Regions from separate parts of the Homo sapiens genome. Here region 2 is linked to region 1. A link is a contact called in ENCODE Hi-C data. All regions are on one chromosome and are shown on one strand. Each heading gives the region's core, a stretch centred on a gene start or an enhancer-like site at or near the end of the contact. The rest is flanking DNA. Distances are from core to core; before and after follow the strand shown. Region 1 holds the start of CORO1C (coronin 1C). Region 2 holds the start of ANKRD13A (ankyrin repeat domain 13A).

Evidence for each region. A loop is a pair of places that touch in the nucleus more often than their neighbours do. Pooled maps may share reads with other maps.
Region 2: a map of CD8-positive, alpha-beta T cell shows a loop between it and region 1 (19-fold over the local background). The contact joins the promoter of ANKRD13A here to the promoter of CORO1C in region 1. A Hi-C loop is called at or near these places in 2 of 168 maps with a recorded cell type or tissue (CD8-positive, alpha-beta T cell and naive thymus-derived CD4-positive, alpha-beta T cell), 1 of 37 single-sample maps with no recorded cell type and 9 of 50 pooled maps.

Annotation. Positions count from the first base shown.
Region 1 is chr12:108,729,820-108,733,147 of GRCh38, forward strand. CORO1C (coronin 1C) reads right to left here and starts at 1,699. Exons shown (of 11, transcript NM_014325.4): 1 at 1,610-1,699. RefSeq lists silencers at 978-1,257, 1,448-1,957 and an enhancer at 1,570-2,373.
Region 2 is chr12:109,997,220-110,000,775 of GRCh38, forward strand. It overlaps ANKRD13A (ankyrin repeat domain 13A), which reads left to right and starts at 2,211. Exons shown (of 15, transcript NM_033121.2): 1 at 2,211-2,565. The coding sequence starts at 2,470. It also overlaps a transcript of GIT2 not described here. RefSeq lists an enhancer at 1,935-2,124 and silencers at 2,205-2,324, 2,335-2,424.

The sequences.
Region 1 (3,328 bases), core at 449-2,948:
TGCCTTCACAACTGAACAGACGGTACAAAGCAACTGCTTATACTTAATCATGTTTCTGTCTATTCCAGCAGGCCCTGGTGTCAGGAGAACGTTCTGCCAGATAAGGACAATGAGATGCATTATTATATAGAGTGACTAAGAGCCCTACAAGTACTGTTTTAGAATGTAATCCCAGGCAGAAAGGCTGCGGTAAGAGGGCCTAATATTTTGTGGTAACTATTTCCAAAAGTAAATATATTCGCCACCCAGGACCAGTTTATTAAACGCGCACTACATTCAATTCTTTTCAAATGTCTTATAGGAGGGAAAAGCCTTTGTATCTTACCATGCCGGGGGAAATGAACAACTTGCAATTTGCTTCGCACTCTGAATCCCACGTTTGCAACATGTAGAGCAAGCACTTTAGACACCACAAAACAAGGGCAGCCTACATTACGGCCAAATATAGGATGTGTTTCTAAATCGTGATGCAGTAAAGCCTACGATTCCTTTTCCAGCGTTCAAAATCCTTTGAACACTCCCAAAAAAGGATGCCAGGGCCAGCGCCTCCCTCCAAGAGGAAGCCCCTTTCTTCTCAGCTCTCACCGCAGCCTGCCACTTCCCCCAACACATTCAAATCATTTGAGAGACGGAGAGCTGGGGAGCGTGCGCCGGTGGGGACAGGCGGGAGAGCTCGGTTTCTGCATTCCCACCCTCCACGTCTGACCTCATCCTCAGTCATTTCGGCGCAGCGGGGCCCCACCTGCACCTCGCTCCTTTTTACTGCGTCCCTCGCCAGCTGCCCCGCTATTAGGGAAACACACCTCTGAATCACCCAGTTCACTCGGACACCCTGGGCCCCCGATCCGACAGCCTTCCTGCTTCGTTCCTCCCCTCCCAACCCCCAGCCAGTCCCAGCCCTCTGCTCCCTTGGCCGGGCTCAGCCTCTTCCCAAGCCGCCCCCACCCACATTACTCCAGCTCCAGCTCTGCCCCGCCCCGCCTGACCCCCAACCGAGATCTGCAGGGCCCAGAGCTGGTCTCGCACCCAAAGCCAGGAAACCCGCAGGCCAGGCGGCCGCCCTCGCCCCTCCCGACGCAGGGCCCAGCTCGCCCCGGCCCCACGTGAGCCCGGCCCCTACCCGCCCCCACCCACTCGTTCCCTGGGGCGGCCCAAACCCAGTCCCCAGGCCTGGAGCCCCCGGGCTCTACGCCTCGCCCGAAGCAGCCCTTCCCTCCCAGCACCTCGCCCAAGCAGGCGATCCCTGACCCCTAAAAGCCTTCCCTGGGCAGCCTCGTCCCACCTCGGCCCGCGGCTCCGCACCCGGCCAGGAGCGTTCCGGACCTCGAAAGCCTCCTCCCCACAGGGACCCTGCTTCACGCTCCCCACGCCACCTGGTTCGGTCCCCAACTCCCTTTCCCCGAGCCCCCGACAGCAGCCCCCGGCCCTAACCCCTTGCAACCCAGCCCGTGAACCCGCGCCCCGCGCGCCCACCCAGCACTGTCCCCTCCACCTAGCCCTGCCCCTCGCCCCGCCGGCTCCTGTCAGGCGGCGCAGGCACATGCTCAGAGGACAGGTCCGCCCGCCCGACTCGCTCTCAGGCTGCCCCCGCCGGGCGCGAGCCGCTCACCCGGGCCGAGGTGCCTGAGGCGCCGCCGCCGAAGTCCCCGCTGCAAAGCCGGGCGAAGCCTCCAACCGCTGCCGCCTCCAGCCTGGCACTGAGCGCCGTGCGGGGGAGGGGCGCGGGCAGCCGCCACCGCCCCCGCCACCGCGCGTAGGCCCCGCCCCCGCGCCGCGCGGGACCCAACCAGGGCTGCCGGGCCGCTGTGCGCCACGCCCACTTCCGGAGGGGAAGCCCGCTTCCCACCCCACGTTCCACGCCTCGCTACGCCCCCTCTGGTCGCACCGAGGGATGCAGGCGGTGCCCAAGCGCACGCCCCGCTCTCCAGTCATCTGAGTGGTAGAGGGCCACGCCCACAGGCGCCTCCGAGCAACGCCCACTGCTCCTTAGACCCCGGAGCGGGGTTCTTAGAGCCCCGCCCACTGACCCGCTAGGCTCTGCAAGGCCACGTCCCCTGGCTCCTCAAAGATTCCCCCAGAGCCCCTCAATACAGGAACATTAGCTCCTCTGAGCCCCGCGCACTGCCTATCCGAGTCCTTAAACCAGCCTCCTGCTTCCCTAAGCCCGGCTCCCCTCCCACTGCTTCAGAACTCGCCCAGCGGCCTCACAAAGCCCCGCCCCGTCTTCCAGAAGCCCCGCCCAAGGACCGCAACCCTATTCCTAGCATCTCAAGCCCCGCCCACTACCCCATCTCAACGTTTAAACCCCAAGCCCCGCCCCGAATTCGCGAATCCACGCCTCTGGCTCCCGAGGCTCCGCCCTGGCTCCGTCACACCCTACCACCACCTCCCTTGAGGACTGCCGACGTTCCAGCCCTCCCTGAACCGTCCATTGTCACATTCCTAGTGCAGAGTGGCCGCCCCTGGGCTGGGCCACACCCACGTAACCCCAAAGAGGGCCCGTGATTGACCCCATTTCGCAGGTGAGGGAATGGAAACTTCAGGGTTCCTCCCTTCCTTTCCCTGGCCAGAGTCCCTTAATAACTCGGCGGCCCAGGCCTGAAAGTCGGAGCACGGGAATTTGAGCCTCAGCTCTGCGGCCGTCAGACTGTGTGACCTGGGACAGTTCTCTTACCTCTTTGGGCCTGAGTCCCCTAATCTTCAGCATGAAGAAGTTGTCCTGTTAATAGCTAAAGTCCCTTTCTGAAACACCAAGCTCTGAAATACCGAGATTTGAGGAAACAGAGCCTGGGGAACCGAACCGACTGTGGGGTAGGGCTATTTACTTCCCAAAGCAAGGCATCTTTGCCATTCACAGGGGGATTTTTTATTTTAAGCGTCAGCCTCAGAAACGTGTGTTATTTAAATCAAGCTTGACCTGAACTAAGACAGCTATCACAGCAAATTATTTATCCTCTCTAAGGGTCAGTTTCTTTATCTGTAAAATGGGGATAACAGCCCCTCCCTCACAGGGTTCCATGAGATCATATTAGCAGCCATGATCGTGGCATTACTTTTTGCCATTAAAAGGAATGGCAAAAACCGCGATTACTTTTGCACCAGGATAATAGTAATATACTTAGAAGAGTTCCTGGCTTGTGATAAACGCTCGACAGTACCTGTTGCTGCTACTGCTGGGACTCAACAAAATGAAAGGATGGGTTTTATTTTGCCTTCAAGCAGCCACTCCTAATAGGAGGAATTCAGCACCCTTCCTGCAGTAAGATTTGCCACTCACTTTATTTAAATGAGATAAACGTGATGAAACGCCTACTGCAGTGCCTGCCAT
Region 2 (3,556 bases), core at 961-3,460, 1.3 Mb after region 1:
AAAAAAAAAATTAGCCGGGCGTGGTGGCGCATGCCTGTAATCCTAGATACTCAGGAGGCTGAGGCATGAGAATCGCTTGAGCCTGGGAGGTGGACGTTGCAGTGAGCAGAGATCGCGTCACTGCACTCCAGCCTGGGGGACAGAGCGAGACTGTCTCAAAAACAACTTCAACAACAACAACAAAAATAACAAAAAAGAATATATTAGATGATTCCTTAGGCTTCAGTTTTAATCTCATGTTCAAAATTAAGATAATGCATTGTTTACTTCTAGTCCACGATTTGTTTTTGTATGGCTTGCTACTTAAGAATGATTTTTACATTTTTAAAGGGTTGCGAGATGAAAATGAAGAAGAGAGAGAGGGAAATAAAGAAAAAGAGGAAGAAGAATATGCGACAAAACTTGTATGTGACCAGCAAAGTTAAACATTCATTTTGGCTAAGGACAGATGGAATAAATTATGGGAAAAATGTGATACACCTGCTGGATAGTAACCCCTCAGTAAATAGTAGCTCCCATAATTATGGATATTGCTATTATTTTCTAATTACTGTTTTTCTTCATATGCGTGGAATTTGAGAATAACAATAGCTAACATGGGATAATTTACAAAATGGTGTGAGATAAACACAATGAAATGAGGTAAATCAGTGTGAAGGAGAAAGGAGATGTGACCCTAATACCAATGACTACTTATTGTCTGTCTTACATATAAACACAGCTATGATCTCCATTCAGCAAATATTGAATGCCTGTTGTTAGCCAGGTACTATTTTGGTTTTAGATACTCTGGTAAGCAAAACGATGTGGTTCCTGTCATTATGGGGTTTTCTGATTAATGAGATAGGGAGATTTTCAATAAACACGGCATGATGAAGAAGAAGGAGAACGTTAAGTTGCAAAAGGCATCTGAAAGAATGAGAAGTGCTGGAAAAGGCCTCAGAAGCACTGGTCTTGAGTCCATCTCTACAGTGTGATAAATGTGTGATGGAGAAATAATCACAGAATTCCCACGCATTCCATGGTTAGAGTCTCCGGGTGCCATCCTGGTGCTCCTGCATCCTGTTTTGGTTTAACAACTCACAAATCTTCTGGGCTCCACATCTGTGGAGAATGGATTAGGTTGGGATTCTTGAACAGCTGTTGTTGCAGGCATCTGAAGAGCTGGATGTGCATACACTCAGAGGGCAGAGGGAATGTTTTCACAATGCATTAAATAGCTTCATCCAGCTATGTGGTCTAGTTGTAGACAGCTGAGCTGAAGCAGCAGCAGAAAGTTCAAGCCCATGAGTAGCTAGCTGTAAGTTGATTTGGTTCTTCATTGAGTCAAGGAGGCATAGTGCCTGAAACTCAAAGAATAAACTTCATATTCGCAGACTGTGGTCAAATATGTATATTATTTATCAGTCCTTTCAGCCATAACCTCAAATCCAAAAAGCTAGCTTAAAAATGACATTCATACATGGACTAAATCACCACCATAGTTAGCTATTGAATCATAACCCGGTTCGGAGTTCAAATAGAAGCGGTTCTCAACTGAGGACGATTTTTCTCCCCGAGACGACATTTGGCAATATCTGGAGAGACATGTTTTGGGGAGTGCTACTGGCATTGAGTGGGGAGAAAGACCAGGGCAACTGCTCAGCATCCTACAAGGACCGGACAACCCCCACACAAAAACTGCCCAGTTCAATATGTGCCGAGGTTGAGAAATCATGAAGTAGAAATATCCCCTTTTATGCAAATACTGTATTTGAAGCCACTTCGCCAGGGTTTAGCGTTCCTCCTTCAAAAATTGTCCGGTGTTGCCCACTTCCAAAATGGCTTTTGACCCGTCGTGGAAGCATCTGTCCTGCTCCAAAAAGGCTGCAAGGGTGTCGGCAGCTGGAATGGTTTGGTCCGGGGCTCAGTTGTCACCCCCTGACTTCAGAGCCAATGGAAGAGGCCCAGTTGTGGACCGAACCACATGGGGCTACTGGAGCAGGGGGAAAGAAGCTGGGGACAGGTAGACGGAACTTTCCGCGTGGAGATCTTTGGCCAAGAGAATGAGCCTCAGCTCTGTTCTGTGGGCTGCACTGAGTTTCTCGGTGTGAGCTGGAGGTGGGTGCAATGGCGCGGACCCCGGACCCGGTGCCCAAGGTCGCCTATCCCCGCCGCGGCATGCGGTGGTTCGCTCTCCGCACTTCCCTGTTTGGGGCAGTTAGGTCCGCAGAAGTCTGTCCGCGAGCTGTCAGCGCGGGCGGGAACGCCGCGGGGCGCGGGGTGGGCGCGGCCGACCTGGTCCCTGAGCCGGCCGGCGACCCCGGACCTCCCGCGCGCCCCGCACCCGACCGGCTCAGCCGGCCGGCAGCGTAACACGCCCTACGCTCGCTTGCTCGCCGGCCTCAGGGCAGGCAGGCGGGCGCGGGAGACCCCGCCGGGGCCGAGACTTGGGGCGGGCGACGAGGACCAGGTTACGGCCTCCTCGCCATGTCCTCGGCCTGCGACGCGGGCGACCACTACCCCCTGCACCTCCTAGTCTGGAAAAACGACTACCGGCAGCTCGAGAAGGAGCTGCAGGGCCAGGTGAGGGGCGGGGCGGGGGTCCGTCTCCCGGTGGGGACTTCGGGGAATCGGGGGTCGTTTCGCCTCCCTGAGCCCATTTCCAGCCCTCTGTCCCCGGGATCCCCAGACCCCTTCCACTTTGCAGGTGTGGGACAGTCCTAATAATAGGACACGTATCGAGTGCTTACCGTGCGACGGGCTTTTTAAATATCTTCTCTCTTCACCTTTCCAATAACGCTGGTGGGTAGGTACTGTTACTTTTCCACTGGACAGAGAAGGAAACAGGTCCTCAGACGCTACGTGCCTTGTGCGAGGCCGCCCCGCTGATAAATGCCAAGTCGGGATTTTAACTCGGGCCGGCTGGCTCCGGAATGCACCGTCTTAACCATTTTTAGGTTCTGCTGCCTCAAAGACGTAAGAATAGCACACTCTCCTTGTTGTAAGGAAGGGCTTGGTTGGTTTTGGAGTCCAGGTTCTAACTCGCCCTGTGACCTTGGGCAAGGCATTTTCCCTCTCTGGCCGACGTTAACTTAGCTGTAGAATGAGGATGTTGGTGCTGGGGCAGAACCCAACACTTGACTCTATTGATAGGTCTGGGGTGAGGTCCAGGTGCCGCATTTTTAACAAACTCCCCAGGGAGGCTGATACCTAGCAAAGTTTGAGAATCACGGGTTCTCAGGCTCCTTAAAATCCCTTCCTGTTCTAAAGTGCTTTGATGCTTTAATCTTTTCATTATTGCTATCTCTTTAAAGCAGTAGTGCTCTCAGTTGGAGGTGATTTTGCACCCACGACCCCCCGGGGACATTTGGCAATGTATGGGACATTTTTGGTTGTTGAAAGTGGGGAGTGGGTGCTTCTGGTAGTGGGTAGAGGCCGGTTATGCTGCTCAACATCCTACAATGGCCAAGACAGCCCCCCGCAACTAAGACTTCTCCGGCCCCCAAAGCCGACAGCGTCTTGGTTGAGAAACTCTGCTTTTCTTTCTTTCCTTCTTTTTTTTTTTTTTTTTTTG